3 separate regions of the Mus musculus genome follow, and all the other regions are linked to region 1. The links are chromatin loops, found by intact Hi-C in ENCODE. Cell type or tissue: gastrocnemius. All regions are shown on one strand.

Region 1 (8,000 bases):
GTCAAGTTTGAAGATCTGAGTTCAGTTTAAGGAAATTAAAAGCAGGGAGGGTAGAACATCTCACTCCTGCAATCCCAGCAGTGAAGACTCGGATACTGAGGGGTCCCTGGGGCTGGCTGATCTGCTGACCAGCCAGGTGGGTGAAACAATGAGAGATGCTGTCTCAAAAATGAGATGGAAAGTGATTGAGGAAGACACCCAACATCAACCTCTGACTCTGCATACGTGTGCACATACGACACTCACACACACTCACACAGGCTCAGAGTGAGTGTAATGGCACACACCCATGATCTACCAGCAGTTCTAAGCCTATGTTTTCTTTTTTCAATTTGAATTATGTAGTGCATTGACATGTTGAAGGCTAAGAGGCCCCTTGGCCTGCACAGCTACCGTTTTCCCTGTGTACCTCCATTACTTCTGGCAGAGGCAGGTAGATGCCTGAGTTCAAGGCCAGCCTGGACTACAAAGCTAGGACAGCCAGGGCAACACAGAGAAACCCTGCCTTCAAAACAAAACAAAAGACACCTTGCAAGAATCAGTTCTCTCTCCCTACCTTGTGGGTCCCAGGATCAAACCCAGGTCATCAAGTTTGGTGACAAGCACTTTTACCCCCTGAGCCATTTCACCAGCCAAGCGATGCTGACCTTCTGATTCTCCTGCCTACATTTTCTGAGGTCTGGGATTGCAGAAGTGGATATCCACACTCAGTTTTATATAGTACTGGGAATCAGACTTGATGGCTACCTACATACCAGGCAAGGGCTCTTCCAACTGCGCTCCATCCTTAACACTTTTGTTGTTTGTTGGTTGTTGGGTGGATTTGGGTTTGCTTTGCTTTGTTTTGTGTTGCGTTCTTTTGTTCTTGAGACAAGTCCTGCTATGTGGCTCTACCTGACATGCAATTGTTTATATAACCTGAACTCACAACAGTCCTCTTACCTCAGACTCCTGAGTGCTGGGATTACAAGCCTCCCTGGCTGTTGTGCCTTTTCTTAGCTGTGGCATGGGTGCTGCCATTAACAAAAGTAGGAATAAGGTGTCATGTGACTCTGCTCCCCAAAGTATCTCTTCAAGCTATGTCATGCAAGCCCCTGAACCAAGTTGGGGTACCCCATGGCACTGTTTGTAACTCTCTCCAGGGCCAGACCTTGACCACAGCTGAACCTGGGCCCCCAGTAGTGCTTATGGACCAGAGTAAGAACAAAAGCAAACTGTGGAATTGGGGGTCAGATTCCAGGCACTCTTCCAGGAAGGGGATTCTTATACCTGAGGGGACGAGTGGTGGCATGGGGTGTACCCATCTCAGTGACACTCAGGAGATGCAGCCACGCTAGCTGTGTGTTCCACCCAGTGACAAGGCATCTAGACCTGTAGGTTCTAGCCTGGCAACAGGTCTGTAAGATGTAGGTGCCATCATCAGCCACATGACCTGAGAAATGGGGCATGTGAGGGGATGAACTAGGCCTGTCCTGTGTCAAGGGTAGAAATGTGCCAGTTGACAAGGGTCTCTTGAGAGTAAATACTCAATCCTGCTGAGCTGTTGTGACCCACTGCCAGCTCATCTATTCTGGAAGCTTTCTAGGACTTCCTGGCTCTTTTGATACCTTTGGGAAGAGTGGATGGTATGTATTTGGAACTTGCCAGGATATATTTATGTCCTTAGCAAGAGTCAGCCTCAACTTCCTGCACCTCCACCATACCTAGGCACTCAAGGAGAGGTGGAGGGGGATCAACACTTTCTGGTTATTGTAAGTGGATTAGGTTAGCCAAGCCTCTGAGCAGCCTCCAGTAGCCTCCAGGGCTATGGAGTCAGCCAGTGGTCCCCAGCAAGGAGAAGCAGATTATCCATGCCTCTGCCCCATGGCCTGTGTGTGTCACGCTTCCTCCTGAAGCACGCGCTGCAGAGTCATTCATTCCTTAAATGAGAAGTGATGTCACTGCTCTCGTCCTGCGGAGAGCTATGCCAGGCATAGCACCTGTTGGGCCAGGTCTTCATGGAGTCTGCCTGGCAGGACCGGGTCAACAGGACCTCCTGGCAGTGTGCAGAGCACTGTGGTGATGGAGAGTTGAGATGGGACTCTGAATTCCCATCATCGCTCAAACCTTCCTGACCACTTGGTCGCCTCAAATATTTGTGATGTTTTTGTGCAAAGTAGAGATAAGTCCTCTTTCTGGTTGGACTGACCAGCAGAAAACAGGCTGTCTGGCTGCAGTAGACGTGTGAATGTCCAGAGGAAGCAGAAGGCCTTCCATGGGAGTTCAAGTACCTCTGCCTCCCAGCTGGTGCCATCTCCCTCGACCCCTCTTCCAGGGATCTTTGTATTCTGAGAGCAACACTGTGGATCCTGTGAAACTCTGTACCTGGTCTCCCCAGGCTGGAAGAGGGTAACCCTCCTGCTCTGGGAAGCTGCTGGGGGCTCTGGGAGGGCAGCCCAATGCCAGCAGGTGCTTTCAGCCTGTGCAGCCACCTCACAGAGTTTCAGCCATAAAGGACCCAGGTCTTTAGTGTTCTTCAGTCTCTGAAAGAAGCAGGATGCTGTCAGCCACCGTAAAAATGTGACCTTTGAAAATTTACAAGAGCCGAGGTTTAAAAAGCTGCTGTGTTAATGATGCATCCCATTAGCATCTCATTAAAGGGAAGCTGGGGGAAAACCAGCTCAAGCCCAGTGATGGGCAGATAGGGCCAGCCTGCAGAGCCAGCAAGGGAGAGCTATAATGGCTGGCCTCTCCTGATGAATACCATCACTTTACCGGAACAGAAGCCAGGGCCAGGGAAAGGTGGCTTCCCAGATGTCCCAGAGAGTGACAGCGGAAGAAAATGGGAAGTGAAGGAGGCCCTGCCCAGCCCATTTCTTCAGGGAAGCTGGTCTTTCTTGTACTGGCAGCCCACCCTCTACCCAACCCCACCCCCACCCCCTCTTCCACCCCCTCCCCCACCTCAGTCCTGCTCTCCTTCTCTAAGGCAAGCCCTCATTTGAGCTCAAGAAAAGCCTGGATTGCTCCTTGGGATTCCAGATGTGTGAGAATTCAAGACTATGATAGGGAAATTCAGAGCTAGAATCACAGATCCATACAGGGTCCCAGACCTTTGGAGTCTGCATCTGCATGTGCTTATTCGGGGGGTGGGGGTCTAGAACCCTTGACAGGAAGAGAGGCCCCTGTGGTCAGTCTCCCTGCCTCACATACTACTGGTCAGTCCATATATGGCTCACCTGGAAGCCCTGGGCCTCTCAGCAAAGGGCACTCCTGCATCTAAGTTGTTTGTTGACAGAATCAAGAAAGGAATATTCACTTGACTGCTTTAATAAAATAAAATTTCTGAACTGCAAATTGCTTGCAGCTTAAGATGTTGCTAGCGCAGAGCAGAAAGAATGTGAGTGGTTTTATTTATCATTCCTAAAGGGGCGGGGAATGAACTTCAGAGCGGCTTTCTTTACTCTAAGAAACACTTGTATTTCATAATAGACACAGAGACAAACAGGAGGCTGGCAGCTGGGTAGTCATCTACCCCCATCACCATCACCACCCCCACCACCATCACCACCACCACCACCAACACCACCCTCCCATGGCTCTGGATCAGCCTATGCAGACCCAGAGTACCCTGCTTCTGTTTGGGGTACAGGGGGGGTTGCATTGTTCAGAGGCATTTACCCGCTGGTCCATCTGAGAGCAAGGCCTGGGTCTGATTACCATCACCCACCTCACCACTGCCCTGGCCGGTTCATAAAACAAGACCCCAGCCCAATAGTTATTTGCCAAGACATGAATAAGCCGGTGCATAAGCTTATTTGTGGGGAGAAGTGTGCTATTTTTCAAGTTCAGAAACCCCTCTAATTTGGGGGCCAACATTAGAACTCCCAGTTTTATAGCACAGAACCTGATGACCCAAACTCAAGAAAACTGAGATCCAGCAGTGCAGGGAGAGGACTCAGAAATCTTAAACCAAGCTGTTTGCTATCTGGGAAACCTCTGGGTTATGGGCAGCAGAGAGGAGCTGCAGCGCCCCCTCCTGACAGAAAAGGTTTCCACATTGTCAGCCAACAGGCTTGCTAGCTAGGAGGCTGGAGAATGGGGGCGGGGTCCCAGCATCCAAATGTGCCCTCTAGACAAGGCTCTTGAATAGGCAAAGCATAGCCTCCTTCCCGCTCAGGTGCCTCAGATTTCAAGAACAATTTCTGTGTCTCAAAACCCACCAGGATCCTGGAACCTGGGAATAGAGGAAGGACTGCAGCTTGCTAGATGGTTTCTGCCTCCAGACGGAGCATGTGTTAAAAGTTGACTCTTAAGAGAACTCTGAGAAGGCCTCCCCAATATTTCCTATGCGTCATCACGATTATGGCTCTCTCCCAATATGGCTATATTCCCCTTTTGTATACTACTCCCCACCCCCACCTCCTCATCCATGCCACAAGCAAGAGAAGGGCCTCTGGTCAGGATGCTTGTCTGATCAGCTTAAGATGTTGCTAACACAGAGCAGAAAGAATGTGAGTGCTTGGGAGACTCTTCCTCTGCTCATGTTCTGTTCACAGAAGCGGAGCATTTGAAGTACAGGCCAGAGGTAAAGTGCAGCCTAATGCAATTAGCTCAGTTCCGCCCGGGTCTCAATGCTGCCTGGCTCCTGCTCTCTCAGCAGGCCCTGCTACAAGGCACCGTGTACCAAAGTGTGATCCAGCAAAACTCCAGAAGCCCTGCCCAGCCTCCTGACCACGTTACCCAGGGGACTCACCCTGCACAAGGGCCGCACAGGGAGCTCTGCCTCCAGCTTCATCACTGAGTCAGGCACTCACCAGAACATGCTATAAGAAATGTGACTTTCATCTGAAGATGCTTCTGAGAGTCCCTGGAGAACGTCTGCCCCTCATCCCAGTTCTCATGCTGCCACAGGCCTGACTGGGTGTTTAGGAGCTGTTATGACTCATCTCAAAGCCAACGCCACAGAGATCCTCGCCCCCTTTGTATCCCAGTTTTCTTATCCCAGCCTCTACAGTATGTTTAGGATTTTAAAACTATTTATAAATAACGGCCATTGAAGGAAATTTAGTCTTTAGATGTAGTGATACACAACTGCAATCCAAGCACTTGGTAGTGAGAGATAGGAAGGCCGTGGGTTCAAGGGCAGGCCGGAATACAAACCCTTTTAAAAAAAAATCTGGGGGTGGGGTCAGTGGTAGAACACCTGTAAAACTGGTACAGTACCCTGAGTTCAGTCCCCAGAACCATTCATTTTGAGAAATGCATACGAGTGTAGAGAAGAAGACACCCATAATCCTCTCATCCAAGGATAATGTCTCGCCAACATTTGGGTCGTCCATCTCTCATTGGTCAGCACCAGGACAGTTCATAGGGAGATCACACGGGTCTAATCTTGTGGTCTGGTTTTCCTCATCAAATCACAGTGGGAACACTGTGCCTTCTCATTATAAATTTCTAGACAGTATACTTCTTAGTAACCAATGTCCTCTCAGGAACTGTGTCTGGGGGAGGCCAGTGTCACCTGAGGTTTGCTTTCATTCTGAGGGCCTGTCTCTTGTTCATCTCAGAAAGTGAGCTCACAACAGCACTCTCTGAGGTGCCCTGGGTCCTTCCTACCTGGGGCTGTAGCCTGACCTGTCCAGCCAACTCCCATAACTCCCTCCCTTTCTCCATGGGACACCTGGATCCCAAGAGCATGTGTAAACAAACAGTGTGGGAAACTGGGGATGATCATGCAGTGGCCCTCGCTTGCCACCTGATGGTGGTATTCTGCAGAACATTTGCTACCTCATTAGGAATTCTCTGTCAAAGCCACAAGTCCTGGTAGTCTGAGAATAAGCAGGTACAGTCAGTGCTCTCAGCACATGCCCTGGATACGTGGGTAGCATTTGGGTTATCGTGGGTGACTGACAGTCTGAGGGCCGAGGTGTCCCTCCAACCAGAGTATAGAGTGCTCTATCAGTTACACTAGTCCCCTGGGATAGGCTGCTATAGAGATACATGGTAAGGCACTGGCTTAGAGTTCCTGGAGGCCAGGGGCTCATCAGATGCAAACCTGCAGATACTCTGTCCTGATATCCCATGATCCCTCTGGGAAAAGAGGCAAGGGTCCCAGGGTTAGTGGGGCTGGATACAGGCACTCTTGTGCTCTCTCTCTCTCTCTCTCTCTCTCTCTCTCTCTCTCTCTCTCTCTCTCTCTCTCCCCTCATGAGCCCAGTAGATAAAGCTCACGTTTCAAGGATACTGCTGAGGGAACATGTTCCAGACACGGTCCTAGAACAGCCCATGCTTACCATTCTCTTCTGCTTCCCCACAGGCTCCCGGCATCTCCAAAGCTGACAATCAGTCTCAAGGACTCACGACCAGCATCCGATGGGGGCAGACGCCTGTCAATCAGTCCACGCCCTGGGACACTGATGAGCCGCCCTCCAAACAGATGAGGGAGAGCGACAATCCAGGTGAGTGTTCATCAGCTGACAGAGACACACTGACTAGCTGGGTGCTCTGTTCTTCTCTAGAGGCCCTGACCCATGAGTCTGCAGAAGCCCAGACGCTGGGCTTAGGATGTGTGGGACACCAAGTTTCTCAAGCCACACTTCCGGGGAGATGTTATTGGCTTGAGCATAGTTGCATGAGCACCAGGATGCTCTAGCCCCAGGACTGGAATTTCTTCTGCAGCATCTTGGTCCTCCTCTGGCAGCTCTGACCTTTCACGGCTCCTGGAGCCCCCTAATCCCCCTTTGGTACACATACCTGGAGACACCCGCAGCTCCACATCTTCTGCACAAGCCCATCAGTCCTAAGATCCATGAGTTCCTGTCCCTTCACTTTCCAGACAATTGTTCCACATCCCTCTAGAGTGCAGAGCACAACTCGGTGCTAACAGCCTACGTACTGCCTGACCAGTATTCTTCCTTCAGCACCTCCACATTGGTCATTACAGCCCTCACTCATAGCTCTTCAACCCACAGACATATCATATCTTGACCCAACAGTAAGACTCAAGGGTGTCACAAGGCCACCTCTTCATAATTGGGCTCAGGCACCTGGGTTTGGGGACACAAGACAAATATCTCCAATCTCTACCAAACCGGGGGGGGGGGCACTGTAATTTCAGGGGGGGGGCACTGTAATTTCAGGGGGGGGGCACTGTAATTTCAGGTGCTGTGTTTTGTTTTGGGTTCTTTTCTTTTCCTTTTTCTGTGCTCTGTTCCCAGTTTGCCCCCAAATTGTCCTCTGTAGCCCATCCTGGTAGCTACCAAGCCATTGACTAAAAACAGTGATCAGAGCTTGCAGTGAGTGACTTAGACCCTCTCTGTAGGTCTCCAGCCTCTTTCAGGCATCCATCTCATCAAAATATGAATCATCTTCATGGCATAGCATCTTGAAGCTATCTGGGGCTTTGTCAGCCAGCTTCTGGCATTTTGATGCATGTTTCTAGGCTTCCTAGCCAGTCCTGGGGAGCACTGAGTTTGGGGTGGCAGGCCTTGGCCTTGAGACATCCGGCCAGACTGGCTCGTGGTGATCTCACTTCCTCTGTTTAGCTTGAACATGTCCCCTCTCAGCAGCCTATTCTAGAATCTAGCCAGCAATACTTTGCCAATGTTTCTTGCCTTGCAGGCTCCCTCCCTCATTACGCAAACCATAAATATTTCTTGCACATTATTGTGTGCCTTATTCTGCATGTGATCACAAGGCTTGCAGCCGTCCCACATGCTGTGATTATGTGCCTGCAGCAGAGGAGGAAACTAACATGGGACAAGTGTGCATGTCACTTACCCAGAACCAGAACCAGGACTCAGAGGTGTCTCCTTCTGACCCCTCATCCTCACTCAGAGCCCCTGCTGGTTTGAGTGTCACTGTGCCCTCTGGGCTCCTTCCCTCCTCCTCATCTAATGTCTGAGAGGGAACTCCCAGCCCTTCCTCCAGGGCTCCCAGTCTCCTGCCTCTGTCTCCTCGTTCTCAGCTTATACCCTAACCTCAGAGGAACTGAACTGGGCAATGGGGCCCCAAGTGAAGGC
Region 2 (8,000 bases), 220 kb before region 1:
CTTGTCCAGCAGTAGATGCTGTACCAGCATAGAGAGGAATAGCATCTAGGATGTACCTGCATAGAGACGAATAGCATCCAGGATGCAGTACCTGCATAAGGAGTAGTATCCAGGCCATAGCACCTGCAAAATAAGGAATAACATCCAGGATGCAGTACCATCAAAGAGAGGAATAGGAATCCTTGAGAAGGAAGAGAATCCTCTCACATGCGTGAAATGTAGGGGCATTGTGGTAGGTGGAATGCATCAGTCACCAAAGGACAAATGCTGTGTGTGGGTACTTGTGTGAGGTACGTAAATTAGCCGTATTCACAGGAAGAAAGACAGAACGATGGCAGTCAGGAAGCTACTGTTTGATGGATTTACACTTTCCATTTGGAAAAATGAATGTTCTGCTGGTAGTGACCCTTACCCAGCAAAGAGAATATACAGAAGGTCACAGAACTGTACACTGAGAAAACTAGAAGGCTAGGTTATTTTTATTGTGATGAAACAGATTTCTAAATATTTCCAAATGAGTCTATTTTAATTTTTAAATTTTATTTTATGTGTATTTGTCTGTATGTCTGTGTACCACCTCCATGCAGTGCTAAAGGAGGCCAGAAGAGGGTCTTTGTCCCTCTGAGACTGGAGTGTACATACAGTTATGAACTTGGCTGGAAATCAATCCCAGGTCCTCTTGAAGAGCAGCCAGTGCTTTTAACCACTGAACTATCTCCCCAGCCCACTCCCAAATTAATTCTTTAATTGCATTATTTTCAGAATTCATAAGGTCAAGAATTCGGCAACTTTTATATGTATAGCCCACCCCAATTCCAACTGGACATGTATTCGTTTGATTTATTTTGTAACAGTTGAGGCAATATAATGAAATTCATAGATCTGGATGTTCATTATACCAGTTTCAATAATTACAAATGCCTACATGATCATCATTCAACACAATGAAAGATTCTCACCACTCCACAAGTTCTCTTGTGACTTTTCCAATCAATCTTTCTTCCTGGCCCAAACACTTTCTTACTTGACTTATTGGACTTCCTACAAAGTCAGAGCTGAAGGCATGTTGTTGCTGTTTCTCTCTAGCAACCAGAGGGCTAGACACTTGTGTTGCTGCTGAGCAGACATCACCCCGGCAGGAAGCTAAAGCACACTCAGGAGGCTACTTGGTGACCACACTGGCGATAAGGACTTGGTGGGTAGCCTCACATGTTCATGTCCCTGAGCTGTAATAGCTTGATATACCCATTTATCCCTAGATAATTCTGACAGTTACCCACAGAACTAGTCAGACAGACACCATGTCCTCCAGGCAGAGGGGTTGGGTAGCCAGTCCCCAGCTCAGCATCTTGTTCCATGGCTTGAATCCTCAGGACTGGTTGATAACATTCCTTAGCTATGTCGATGCCTTTAGTCTGGGAATAAAGCACAGAGCCCAGATCTGCAAGCCAAGGCCTGGACACGGAGACCCATGGCAGAGAAAAACACCCACTTTTTTAAGAGATTTGCTGTCCTGGAGAAGCTGGAGGCTCAGAATGGTCATTGTTGAACAAGGGCCTTTGGCTAGCTCACTAAAGCAACTCAGTCCCACCTCCCCTGCACTCCCCTTGATCCGCTACCCTGTTTGCCTGTTCGAATCCTGCTCACCCTTCTAGACTGGTAGGGACTCTGGTACAGGTGGCTGCTTCCCCTGCTGGAAGCTGGCTGGACTGCCTTATGCCCCTCTGATAAAATGGTGGCCTCATCTTTTGTGTATATTCCTTTGTTGTTTTTCTCGAAAGATCTAGGCCAATGCTCATGGATTGCAGTTTAGACACATGAGGCATAGAAAAGGCCATCACTCTAAGATGGGCTAGGTAGAGCCAGAACTAGTCCCAACAAGCTAGCACACACAAGAGCCAGGAACAGCCAGGCATCGTCTCCTGAGTTCCTCTGCTGTGCTTCCAGCTGCCCTGGATAGAAAAAGAGCAAACCCAGTAGAACTTCCTCTCTGACCACGTTAGCTGTTGTTTCGTAAACCGTGCGACTTGATAAGGGATCCCTTCAGCAGGGTGTGAAATGACTCTGTATCTGAATCAGACCCAGGAAAGATAATCATTGGTCCATTTTCCCACCGGCTGGCTAAGAGACTTTCAGTAAGCGAACCTCAGATTGGGAATCCAGCCTGTGTTTGACTGTCCATGATCCCGTCCAGGCTCTCATTTGAGTCCTGTCTCCCTAGCACCCACCAGTACACCGTTCTGCCTGATCATGGACCATAAAGTCTGGCTTATCATGGGAAGAACTTGTTCTTTTTCAGGAATTTGGGTACGGAGGTGAGGTTTTAAAAACTAGCATGGATTTTTTTTTTTCTCTAGGAGCCCTAGGAAAAACAGAAAGCGCTTCTTTGAAAATTGAGAATGAAGCTTCTAACGAGACTTTATCATATGTTTGGCTGAAAGAGTAGTGTTTAATTATGATGGAAACTTGGTTAATTAAAAGAAATCAGAAACATAATTACCTGTATACTATGATGAAACTGAAGTATATACATACAAAAAAAAAAGAGCACCTGAAAATACAATATAATGCCAATACCAATTCTCTCCCTAATTTAAAAAAACTTCCAGTTATTCCAGGACTACACAGAGAAACCCTGTCTTGAAAGAGAGAGAGGGAGAGAGAGAGAGAGAGAGAGAGAGAGAGAGAGAGAAGATAGTCCTCATTTTTTTTTTTTTTTTTTTTTTTACTGGAAGGAAAATTTACCCAACCCAGGCATGAAATGTTGCTGTAAGAGTAAGGATAATATTGCCACTTCTTTGTCCCTAGAAAGAACAATAAATGGCTGTGCCCATATTAACACTAACAGAAACAGGGAAATACCAGCTCATAGGATAGGAGAAAATTTTAAACAGCCAGTTTTTTTTTAAGGGGGGAACCAATCAGCTTCATATAATCTACTACAAAAAAATATGTTCATCACAGCTATCATAGACTCCTCTTAAAAATTAATTCTCCAGATTTTTTTCCATTTTAGGGCTCTTAATAAGATTCGGGTTTGTAGACTGTCTTAACAGTAGCTAAGAAAGCTTCAAAGCTGAGGCACCTTGCCCTCACAACCATGGCACTGTTGTCAAATAACTGGACCCCGAGGTGGTCACAGCAACCTGTAAATACTATCCAGCAAAAAGGTTGCAGTTAACCAAGTGTTGGATTGCAGAGGCTGCAATTTAATAATCATAATGAAAATAGCAATACAGTAAAAGGGGGTGGGGAAGTAAAAAGAGGGAGGAAGAAACCCCTTCTTTGTGTGTGTGTGTATGTGTGTGTGTGTGTGTGTGTGTGTGTATGTGTGTGTGTGTGCACGTGTACCTGTGTTTGTGTGTATGCATGTATGTAAAAGATGGTGGAAGGGAAGAATTGTCTCAATGTTTTCCTTCCTGTGGCTTCTTGTAAAAAAAGATGGCTCTCTGTGTGTGAGTGTGTGTGTAAAAGATAGTGAAAGAGGGAAGAATTGTCTCAATGTTTTCTTTCCTGTGGCAGATCATAAAAAGGATTACCCCGCTCTGTGAGTGTGTTTGCCTGCCTGTCTGCCTGCCTGCCTGTCTGTCTGTCCATGTGCAGGAGCGTGGGACTGGCCAACAGAGCTGGGGTAGGTATAGGCAAAACCCTCCCTATGTAATAAGGAGGCTGCATCCTCTTTCTTGGGAGCATCCTTGGTGCCTTTGACAAACTGCTTCTCTGCAGCAGTAGCTCCATGATAGTCTCCTTGGCAGTCTGCCAGAGGCTGTGAGCGTCCCGAGAATTGTGTTTTAATAGAAGGCTTTACCTCTGATACAGATTTAAAATGAGGAAGAAACTTTCTGTTCCTCCACCGGAGCAAAATGCATTTTGCTTCTTGTGAAATGCAGGTGATTACAAGCTCATCTTACATAATTTTATTATTTTCAATTGCTGCCTGTCAATCTCAGGTGATGGGTTCCTGGGAGCAGAAAGGAGGCAGATTCTGGGTGATGATTAGAAGGAGAAAAAAAGTCACCCAGTCATTATCAAATTGCACAGAAGTTTAGAAAAGAGAATAATTATCTTTGTGACGACGCTGATCAGCAGAACTTGCTAAGTTAGACACGGCAGACATGAACTGAGGATCAGTTAATAGCTTCTAGAAAAATGTATTTGCACTTCAACAAAAGGTTGGTATTTGAAAATTAAAAAAAAAAAAATGCATGTTCAACCCAAATGACGGAATTCTCTTGAATGACCAGATTTTTTCAGAAATCTGTGGCACTGTGGAGGTGGTCCACTGTCACGCCCACAAGAGGGCATTTTCTCATCAACTACTGTAAAAGAGATTTGTTTTCAAAGAGAAGCAGAGAGGTCTGGGGTGCGGCAAGTGTTATTCAGAGGGAGAGAAGGGGGCTGGAGAGCTGTTTACAAGGGAGTCATGGGTCGGTCTCCCCTTACCCGTGGTGTCTTGCTGTGTGCAAGCCAGTGCTATCAGCCAGACATGCTCTCTGTATATATATTCACTCCTTTTCAAATGTCTCAGTCCTCCTGAAACTGGGATCTGAAGGAATCATTTACAAGAGTGAGTTATCTCTAGCCCAAGATCCCAGGGGCTCCTCTGTAGCTGAACCCATCAGTGAGTTTACCACTGAGTTTGACTCTACTATTTTGAGATTCTGGTCAAAGACTCTATCAGTCCTGTGAGCCTTTACCATCTCCAGCTCCAGTTCCTTCTCTATTTACTTAACACATATTTATCAAGTATCTACCCCATGTCAATATTAAGCCCAAATAAATTTATTGGCATGGAACATATGCTTTCCATAAGGAGACATGACATAAGAAAGGAAGAAAGGAAGGAAGGAAGGAAGGAAGGAAGGAAGGAAGGGAGGGAGGAAGGAAGGAAGGAAGGAAGGAAGGAAGGAAGGAAGGAAGGAAGAAACCAGAGTGCAATTTAAATAATTGTAAATGTTACAAGAAAATATAATTGGCAAAAGAAAGATAACCAGGTGTATTGTATTGAGGAGTAGGGTGCTTCTTTGACGAATAACTAATATCCCAGTTCTGTTTAATTGGCACTAACATTTCCTTGCAAAGGTAATAAATTATTTTAACTCTTCCTTCCCATTCAAAAAAAGTTAACCTTAATATTGATTCTTTTATGGAACTGGAAACATGGAAAACAATAGATGCATCGTGTGACTGTCAGGTATCAGCTTGATAAACAATGCTAAAAATTTCCCCTCTGTACCTCATTATTTCAAATCACAGTCTGTATTTATCACTAAAGCCCAGAAGTTAGAACAGTTAAGTAATTTTAGTGTTTTGTTTTGTTTTTTTTTAATTTACTGTGTTGCCTGGAATTTTATCATCCCTTGTTTTGTTCGTTACTTCACCCTGGACAGTCAGGCTATGATCAGCAGCCAGTATCCAGGCCCACAGCTTCTGCTAATGATACCATCTCTGCCATGAGGACCGAGCCACACTCAGCAATGGCATTTCTGTGGGCACCAGTTCTGCCAGCCTGTCGAGTTCACAGCCACAACATAGGAGGCTTCAGGGGAGGTGTAGGATCTTGATAGGAGTTCAGTCCAAGAGCCACGCTGTCGTAAGAGACACATGAGAGAGTTTCTGAAGCGACAGTCGAAGCTTCACTTTGTTGTTGCTTTGGATATTTATTCTCTGTTTGGGTGAGCACGGGCGTGCCTTGGTACATGTGTGGGACCCAGGGGACAGCTTTCAGGAGTCAGGTCTCTCCTTTTACCTACCATCTGGGTACCAAATTCAGGTCGTCAGGCTTGGCAGCAAATACCTTAGAGCTGTGGGACCATCCGTCTAATCCCAAAGCTTCATTTGGAACTTCCTGGACTGAACAAATCAAGGAGTGCTTCAAGGAAGAGGTGACCCTTGAACTTGGCCTTAGGGCATTTGGGAGAGATGAGGAAGAGGGGTGTGGGACTAAATAAATATTCACCATTTAAAATTAGCATGGAACATATTTTGACACTTAAAGTGATACCTATTTAGAATTTCAGATCTGAAGTAATAATGTTTATTAAACTTATTGTCTGGAGATAACTATTATTAATATATTTCATTATATTTTCCTCCAACCTACTGGTTTACATTTTCAACAGGGTCATATTTACATATGAATTTTTGCATTTTACTTTTTAAATTCAGTATAAGTTAAATATCATTCCATCATTAAAAATAATCCCTCAAATATCATGCTATTCTAGCATGCCTCATGCAGCTACTCGGCTGAGTACACCTTCCCTGAAGCCTCCTATGTTGTGGCTGTGAACTCGACAGGCTGGCAGAACTGGTGCCCACGGAAATGCCATTGCTGAGTGTGGCTCGGTCCTCATGGCAGAGATGGTATCATTAGCAGAAGCTGTGGGCCTGGTAGCCCACATTATCATTAGCATAGATAAATGGTTTTCCTCTCCTGTGGCATTGCGGTGGATATTATATGTTGTTTTGGTTCAAAATTTTTTGTAACGGGCAGATCATCCAAGGCTGAGTTCCGAGGGCAATATTTGGCTTATCACATTAAGCACCAAGATCCCTGTTGTACACGTTACTATGAAAATAATAGGGCCAGGCTATGGGGTGGTTGAGTGTTAAATGATATCATGTTTGGATGGAATTCTAGAAATAGAATCACCCAGATTTGATCTTTTAAAAATTATGTAACTTTCCAATTATAAAAGTAGTGTTCTTTATGGAAAAATTTGACAGAAAAAAAAAAAACCAAATATACTCTTACCACTCAGAGATTAAAGACAATAAACATTTTACAATCTACTATGTTTCACCCTCGGCAGAATTAGGGTGAACTATGCATCATTTTATATCCGGCTTGTTTCCTTCTACCTCTTGTATTGATTTTGCCTTGTCATTCATTACTCATTCAGAAAAAAATATCTTAGAAGGCTATATTTCCTTACATTTCATTATGCTAATGTGTTATTTTTATTTAATTTCCTATTGTTGGATAGTCAGATCATATGGTTATTTAATACTATACAAATTTACTATGAAACATACTGCAATAAGATGGCATTGAACAAATATCTGTGGACACCGGAATATTTCTTTAGGATTAATCCCTGGAAATTGCAGTCACCACAACAGAGATAGATAGCATATATTAAGATCTATCTGTATTGCCATATTGCCCCTGGAGAACTGGGCTCTTTCACCCCCTATCCCTACCCCCTTAAGCAGTGTGAACACTCATTTTGCCCCACTCCTGCCTTTTGTAATTTTTAAGTTGGCGTCCGTTAGGTGGGTGAGTAATGGTATCTCACGGTCTCACTTTGTACTTCCTTAATTACCAGTGAGCTGCAGCGTTTGTCTCGGCATTTATTGACATTCCTGTCCTTTGCTTTTCTTCTATTTATATTTATCCTTTTTTCCCCCTATTGATTTATAAGAACTCTTTATGCATAAGAGGATATTAACCTTTTGGTGTAACGCTAGAATATTTCTCGGGTTTGTCATTTGTCTTTTCAATTCGTTTATGGCTTCTCGGGTGCATTGAAGGCCTTATTTGCTAGGTCCTATTCATCAGCTTTGTGTGCCGGGTTCTCTTGGTTTTTATGCTTACAGGATCCTTCCCGTTCCTGGCTTTAGATATCTGCTCATTTGCATTTTCTTCTACTTGTTGGAGGATTCATTTTGCACATTCAACTTTTTGTCCTGGCTTCTCGTTTTGTTCTCAGACATAAGAGAAATTTAACTTTTTCTTAATAGCTAATTCTTCCAGCTCTGATTAGGAAAGGAATTTTTTTGTTGGCCCCACTGATTTAAATCACTGGCTCTCTTACGCTAAATTCTTGTAGGCGAGCATGTATTTTTAGCCCATTTATTCCTTCCAGTCTGACCAAGTACTAAACCACATTGTTTTAATTATAGAATTTTTATTTGTATATTAAAGTCTAGTAGTGCAACTATCTCTGTCAGTATTATTTTCCAGAATAATTGTTGGCCACTGTATCTGACACAAC
Region 3 (8,000 bases), 270 kb before region 1:
GCACGAGAATGCAGACCCCAGCAGTCCAAGCCTACGCATGCTCCTCCATACACTGCTCTCATGGTGACAGGGATGCTTCATCCTGGGAAGGAAGAAACGGGAAACTCTAAGTGGTTTTTTACTCAATAATAATCCAGTCCGTAACTAGGGTAATTGACCAGCTGTGTATACAAAAGGATCTGAGTTTGGATCCTAGCACCCATGCAAGAGGCCAGGCAGGATGGCACGCATCTGCAGTGACAGCTATGGGGAAGCAAAGTCAGGAAGATCCCAGAGTTCACTAGCTGCCAAGTGTAGTTTAACACAGTGATCTCCAGCTCCCAGTGATAGACCCACCTCAAAACACAATGTAGAGAATTCCTAAGAAACAGCATCTGAGGTTGACCTCTGGACCCCATCTATACATGCACACATGTGTGTACACACACATACATACATACACACACACACGAACACACATATATACAAAATACTTAATGACCCCGTCTGCTAAAGTTGCCAGAGGTATGTGGCAGAGGAGGGTCTAAAAGACATGAAATAATAAATCTATGAAGTGGGACTCTCTGATCTTCCTACTTTCCCCTGCTGATTGAAACTACCCTCCAAAGACATTTTAGAATCATTTTTGGATGTGCAGACATTTCAATCTGATAGTAGCTTCAAAGGTCATCTAGCCCATTGTCTCCCAAAAGAAAATTTCTAGTATCATCTCCACTAATGAGATCACTTCCTTTAATGCCTGCTACACACACACACACACACACACACACACACACACACCTCTTTCTACAATAGGGCAATGCTCCAGCATCCATGGGCAGCTGTTAGGGATCCCAAGCCTTCTGTCTAGTTACCCTTGCCAACTGGACACAGCCTAGACTCATCTAAGAGGAAAGCATAAATCAGATTGGCTTGTGAGCATATCTTTGGGGAGTTGTCTTGACTGTTAATTGATGTAGGAGGGCCCAACCCACAGTGGCTGATATCATCCCTGGACAGGTAGTACTGAGCTATACAACAAAGCTAGCTAATCATGAGCATGTGAGCGAGCCAGCAAGCTGAGTCCCTCTATGGCTTCTGCTCCAAGTTCCTGTTCCGATGACCTAGAGTGTAAGACAAATAAATCCTTTCTTCCCCTAATGTCAGTATTTTATTACAGCAACAAAAGGACTCGAACACCTTCCCCTCTCAAGTAAAACATGTAATGCCAAGATATGTGTCCTTAAAGCTCTGGTTTCCAGTCACCATGTTTCCTACACATGTACAATGTTGCTATTATGCTACTATACTAAGAGCCTATGTCTGGGCCCAGTGCTCCAAAACAGCTTTCAGAAAGTAACAGGTTATGGTTTTCTTGAGTTGAGGCTAAGTCACTTAGAGTACAGAACATTCTTATATATGTTGCTCAACTATTTGTCTGCTGACTAAACTATTGCATACTTTGCAATAGTTAGGGGAATACAATAGATATAGACATATAAATACAGATGATAAAGATATGGATTAGATAGATGCAGATACAGAGATGATAGATAGATAGATAGATAGATAGATAGATAGATAGATAGATACTAGGTGATAGACAGATAGATGGATGATAGATATCTTCCCTAATAATTCTCTTTTGTTGTTGTTGTTGTTGTTGGACTATGGCCTGCCTCAAGAATCAAGTAACTTTGGGAAGTGGCTATCATATTCAGGAGCCACACCGAGGGACAATCACAGCTTTTGCAGAGGTGGGGGATTGTCCTGTATAGTGGGACAGTACTGTCACTCTGTTTCTTTTTTTGGCTCCTCTCCTGCCCAGCCCAGAGTGGCTCTGTCATAGCCCCATGTCACATCATTCCCTTCCTGTCATTTTGATTAGGAGTCATCACTCCAGCCTATCACTCCCTTCCTGACCTTAGTTCAAAGATGCACCGACTTCTGAGAATCAAACCCAAACTACTGAGGTATTCCTTCCATTGATCAGCTCTACCATATTACATTCTTCAAAGGAGAGAAACAAGTTCTCTCTCTCTCTCTCTCTCTCTCTCTCTCTCTCTCTCTCTCTGTGTATCTGTGTGGTGTATAGTAGATATATAATATAGTAAAAATATTTTATATGGCAATTATAACCAAATATATAAATATATATTTATTTGCATATATGCAAATATATGTCACATGTGTATGTTACACAGAGTGAGTGACAGGTATTTTTTTTCTAACCTTCCATTTTGAGTGCATCTCTCCACTTCCACAATGGTGGGCACCTTCTGTACTGGGCACAGCATAGAGTCTATATGCCACTTTCGCAATCATGGCACCTTCTGTACTGGGCACAGCATAGTGTCTATATGCCAAGGACTGTGTGGCTCAGATCACTGACTTGATGGGCTTTATTCTATGTTTTTCTGTATATCTGTTTTCTCATTCTTTGAGTGATCATATAGTGACAGTGTATCAAAAAGAGAAAGAAGGGACAGCAGAGAAGCTGACCTTCTTGGCCTGGAGTGAACTCCGCACCCAGCACCCTGAGCTTCTGCCACTGAACAAGGCTCTTTTGTGAGAACCAACCTCCAGCCTTTTTGCTGTTGTACCAGAGCCTTGGCTTCCTGCTCCATCATTCTCCACTGATCTCAAAACGCCCGTTCATTGCTCACACGATGCCCCTCCTCTCTTAGCCTCTGAGAACTCCCAGAGCTGGGGTTGGACAGCTGTGCAGAGTCTCATGTTCTCGGAGAGGCAATGGAGCTCCAGGTTCAGCCAGCAGTGGAGAGACAGCAAAAGGGCTGCATGGAATCTCTGCTCCATGCGTTGATGCTGTTAATAAATAAGGCTTTTTCTCTAAAGACCTGAAATCTGTCTGCTCATTCCAACACACAAAATTATTCATTTAAGAAATCCTCATTGACACGAAGTAGGTAGGGACTTACTAATCATTGACCCCATTTTGCAGACTGAAAAACCCGAGACCTAGAAGGGAACTGGAGTGTGTAAGCACTGGCAGTGCGGGTGTTTTGCATACCTGGACAGCATCCTACTTAGGGAGAGGGCAGTCACAGCACCCATGCTAGCATGCTAAAAGAGGAGCCGGAGCTCCTCTGGGTCCCCAGGGATCTGTACTGAATCTCTAGGGAGCTCTGTGACCAACCGCCTTATCTCACTACCAACTCCCCGAGGACCAGTCCCAGCCTCAGTCCTTCCCTCTTCTCAGTCCTCCTAGGACCTAGCAAAACGAGAAAGAGACCCCTGACTTGTGGATCATCTAAACCCTTGCAAAACATCTTCTCTAGTCCAGGATCTCCTAGCCCCCAGGGAGGTTTTCAGGCCATCTTCTCCTGCTAGTTCTCCAACTGTCAGAGCTCCCAGGCTCCGGGTAACCATGGCAATCACCAGTATTCACAACAGCAGTGACAGGAGCCTCAGCAGGCCCCGTCTGACCTGCTCTGCTGCAGATGGGGTGCCATCTTCCTGAAGCTTCTGTGGAGTGCTGTGGGCGGGCACAAATCCAGCATGTACCCCTTATACACCTGCTGCCTGTGTTGAGTGGCTGCTAGGAGAATCTACCTCCCAGACCAAGAACCAGTGCGGGAGGAGGCTTTGGGTCTCCTACTGTTGGAGTATGGCTTGGGCCATATGAGAGCTAGGATGGGATTCAAGAACATAGTGGCCATCTAGGTGGGAGCTAAGAATGAAGGCTTTTGCTCTGAACACCTACCACTTCCAGTCTTAGCCATGCTTCCAGAAGGGTCAGCCACCATGGAAGGCTAGCTCAACTGAATGGAGGGTGGGGGTGGGGGCAGGGGGATGTTATCGTGCCAAAAAAAAAAAAATTTAGAGGGGCACTCACTAGCTATCTCATGTGCCCCTTACCCAATGTTAAAAAGCCAAAGCAGAGCATCCTGACAAGCTGTGGGTGCTTGTTGCACAGCCACCACAAAGTCTGCTGTAGCTCTACCACCAGGACCATGCAGCCTGCTAAAAGCTACTGCAACCCCCTAACTCCACGCCCCTCCCCCCTTTCACTTTCTTCAGCCTGTTCTCCAAGCTCTTTCCGGTTCTCTCACACTGGCAGAACCTCTACCAGTCTGGCCTCGCTTTAATTCTCTGTCTCTCCCCCCACCCCACCCCCCTTCCTATTAACCACTCCAGAGTTATACAGACCTCAGCAGGCATCCCATACCCAAAGCCCACAAAATGGGGGTGTGGGTCAGGGAGGCACTCTAAGAACCCTGCCAAAAACTCAGGATTTTCGGGTCCAGTTTCTTCTGAGAAATCTTTAAATGGAAAGAGCAAAGGTGGAGAAAATAAGTTTCTTAAGAACATCCCCTCCCCCGGTGCCAAAACCCTGGCTTCTAGCCAGTCGGCTTGGCTTCGCAGCTGGGAGAGCCCAGTGCTGTTGACGTAGAACGTCACAGTGCTCCCTCTAGCGGTGAACTTCTCGCGCAGAGTTTGCCGTAGCTCTACCGCCAGGACCATTCAGCCTGCTAAAAGCTACAGCAACTCCCTAGCTCGAGAGAGACAACCATTTGCCACAAAACTTACTTGTCCCCCGACCTAGGAGAGGGCTCCACTCTATTCTACCCTGGTCAGGCAAGTCAGGAATGAGGGAAACTGCCCAGCCAGCCTCAAACTGAGCTGCCCACCAAACGAAAACATCCGTGCTACCTCACCAAGCCAACTATCTAGTCTGCTGGCTTGTTTTGTTTGTTTGGTTGGTTGGTTGGTTGGTTGTTTGCTTGCTTGCTTGCTTGAACCAACATTAACTCTCTAGGATGCTCTCCTGGAAAAGGCCCCACCCATATCCCAGATTTCTGGCACCTGTACATCACTGCTGTGTGCCCCACCTCTGCACTAGAGAGGCCCTTTTGTCTCTAACCTCATTCATCCACAGAGTGGGTGTCTGCTGAAGTCACATACAAATTCTTTTAGCATACTTGCTGTGACTGAAGATGTTTCTAAGCCCACATTCTCTTGCTGGGCCTCCAGAATGCCCACTGAGCAGCATCCTGTCTCGCTACCCCTTATGCAACGTTTTCCACTCTGCTGGCCACACCTCAGCTCTTGAAAGATAACCATTCTCACCTACCTCCCACCCCCGCCTGACTCATATCTGGGTCAAGGTTCCAAAAGATTTAAATGTAAGGCGGAAGGGAGGAGAGAGGGAAGGAGGAAGGGGTGATCAATTATCCACATCTAATCAAAGCTGGCATTTGACACAGAGCCCCACTCACTCCCTGCTCAGTCATGCTGTCATCAGAGAGCCAGGCTGCTTTCACATTAATTCAATAAATTAATTAATTTGAACAGCTTTATTGAAATATAATTCACATACCATTAGAATCCACCCACTGAAAATATAATTCTGTACTTTTTAGTATATGCAAAAAGTTGAACATCTATCACTACCATCCATTTTAGAACATTTTCATTACCCCAAATAGAAATGCCACATCCATTAGCAGTCACTCCAAATTCCCTCCAAACTCCACAGCCCAAGGCTAGGAGTAATCTACTTTCTGTCTACTTCCGACTCTGCAGCATAGCCCAGCATCCTACATCACTGGCTTTGTTCCCGGTATGTTTCAGGGTCCATCGATGTTGTAATATGTATCAACACTTCATTTTTTTATTGCTAAATGATACTCTATTGTGTGAATTCAACATTATATACATACTATTCATGCATTCATCAGTTGATATATAATTGGGTTATTTCTACTTGGAGCTATTATGAGCCAAATGAATATATATAATGATGAATAATCAAATGAGTATTTTTATGATATTAAGAACACATGCTTTCCTTTCTCCCTCCAAGAATAAGATGCAGTCTACCATGAAAAATGATAAGAATATGGTAAAATATAAGAGTATTACAGGACATTTGTATTTAATTTTGGACTTCTCTGTATAAGGCAGGATGTTAAGTATTTTCACATAACATCTAATCCTAACAGAAAACTTTGTGCTAAGTTTTTTCATGACAATTGAGTCCATGTTTATCTTTAAACAGCTGAGAGAAAAGCAGAATGAGCATAAGAAATTTTAAGTGACAAACTTGCCCATTGTTACCCCCCTGTGGAGCCGCAGTCATGTCTAGAATTAGGCCAGCAAGGCTGTTTTGTGTTTTCCCTCAATCTTAGCACTTCCTCCCAAATGACACTAGCACCTGCTTGTTTCAATTTATGGGCTCAAAATTCATGACACTGTTTTTGGCATGATGAAGGAGATACATTGCTCTCATGAATCTCATGGGCCAGTCAGAGAGTTGGGCCATGGGGAGATGGACAAGCAGGTCCTTCCACAATGTGGAGCACTGTGAGTAAAACACAAGGAATCTATGCCTGGTCTATCATAGTGGGCAGAGAGGGAACTCCAAGGGAGTGGCCAGGACAGACATAAAAAGGACATATTGCCAGGGGAAGGATGATGCTCACTGTAGAGAAGGCCACAAGCAAACAAATGCAGTTCAAACAGATGGAAGCCATTAGAATTCTCCCATTGAGAATATAGTTCAGGGATAAGGCTATTTGCCTAGCAGGCATGAGACCCTGGAATTCTTTTCCAGCATAGTAAGAGGGGTGAGAGAGAGGTGGGAAAGTGTAGCCAAGAACAAGGAAGAGCCACTGAGGAAGGAGAGTAAGGGAACGGAAGCACAGGACAGGGTCCCAAAGATGCTCAAGAGCCTTGCAGAGCTCTACACAGAATTCAGATAGCATTATAAGTGTAACAGGAGTCCAACGATGACTTTTGGCAAGCTGAGTATTCTGGTCCAACTTCAGTTACAAGATGACTTCCATATAGAGAATGAACCAGAGAGTAGATTCTGGAAGCAGAATCAACAGGATTGCCAGGTGTGTTGGCATACATCTGTAATCTCAGCACCTGGGAAGTGTGTGTGTGTGTGTGTGTGTGTGTGTGTGTGTGTGTGTGATCATGCATGGAAAGGGGTCGGGCGTCCTTCAGCTACTATAGGAAATTTGAGGCCACACTGGGATACATGAGACTCTGTCTCAATAAAATAAAATAAACAAAAGAAAAATAGTAGCAAAAGACCTGGATGGACCAAAGGGAATAGGGCAGAAGGTCCACAGGAGGCTTCTAGATTCTGGCCTATGGGAGTGTGCTACCCTTGGGGTCAATGATTTGAGGGGACATTCAGGGCTCTGTTAACAGAGACGGTGTTTTAAGATCTGGTGCAGCAACCACATGGAGACTCCAAGCTGGTGGCTGCAAGCAGGAGACAGGAGCACTGAGAGGAAGCCTTCCTGGAGAGGGAGCTCAAGTGGGGACTGGGGAGGAGGTGGAAATGAGGCAAGCCTTGCTTAGGCACGGGCATAGATGAGAGCTCCCAGGCGAACTCACTGAAGCTTCCGAAGCCCTTTCTGTGTCTCTCGGGTACTAAAGCAATGAGCCACTTCCATCCGGTTAGTGGAGGTGGGGATGCGGGCGGGAAGGGGGCTCACAGATGAGTCTGGCTGCTTGATGTCATGTAAATCTCACAGTAAGTTTTCTTCATCCAGTCATGAGCATCTTTCAATAAAGGACACATAAACATTCCCATTCCCTGACCGACCAGATGACAGTGAAACAGGGACTTGGCAGCTGGCCTGACACCAGACAGCATGTAGACTAGCCCCCAACATGGGGAGGGAAAAAAATGTCCTATCATAGTTAGATGGCATTTCAACAGGTTACCACAGCAACAGAGAAGTTATCACAACACCACCATGGCTAACCAGCCGCGCAGATCAGGATGACACGTTTGAGACAATGAGAAAACAAGAGACTAAAATTCCACATGTCGATACTCTATCATGAAAGAGAAAGCCGGCCCAGCCAGTCCTGACCACACACTCACCAGCACACCCACCACCACCATCACTGTTGTTATTGATCTTGTAACAGAAGAGAAGGGCTGTATTTTTTTTTTTAAGTTCTATGGAAAAATTCCCAAGTCCTTGTTTTCCAAAAGGATCATCATTTGCCCTGGCTCCACTGAGGAAAGATGG

Evidence for each region. A loop is a pair of places that touch in the nucleus more often than their neighbours do. Peaks named below come from ENCODE experiments on the same cell type or tissue, not always from the same donor. Only the 100,000 strongest peaks of a DNase experiment are listed, where the experiment ranks them.
Region 2: a loop joins it to region 1, with 4 times the contacts of the local background. A loop is called at or near these places in 6 of 42 quality-filtered maps.
Region 3: it touches region 1 in a loop (4-fold over the local background); 6 of 42 quality-filtered maps call a loop at or near these places.

Annotation. Positions count from the first base shown.
Region 1 is chr12:5,139,004-5,147,003 of GRCm38, reverse strand. It overlaps Klhl29 (kelch-like 29), which reads left to right. Exons shown (of 14, transcript NM_001164493.1): 4 at 6,296-6,437. Among named protein-coding and RNA genes, the nearest start is that of Gm51980, 140 kb to the left of the region's middle. In gastrocnemius, a CTCF peak has its summit at 4,022 (motif pointing left); DNase peaks (open chromatin) are centred at 4,030 and 5,764; H3K27ac peaks cover 223 bases.
Region 2 is chr12:5,354,984-5,362,983 of GRCm38, reverse strand. All of the region lies in intron 1 of Klhl29 (kelch-like 29), which reads left to right. Among named protein-coding and RNA genes, the nearest start is that of Klhl29, 17 kb to the left of the region's middle. In gastrocnemius, a CTCF peak has its summit at 4,264 (motif pointing right); a DNase peak (open chromatin) is centred at 3,750; H3K27ac peaks cover 418 bases.
Region 3 is chr12:5,406,984-5,414,983 of GRCm38, reverse strand. It overlaps 2810032G03Rik (RIKEN cDNA 2810032G03 gene), which reads right to left. Exons shown (of 2, transcript NR_015579.2): 2 at 1-82. Among named protein-coding and RNA genes, the nearest start is that of Gm32214, 26 kb to the left of the region's middle. In gastrocnemius, a CTCF peak has its summit at 4,413 (motif pointing left); DNase peaks (open chromatin) are centred at 4,005, 4,374, 4,999, 7,588 and 3 more places; H3K4me3 peaks cover 391 bases.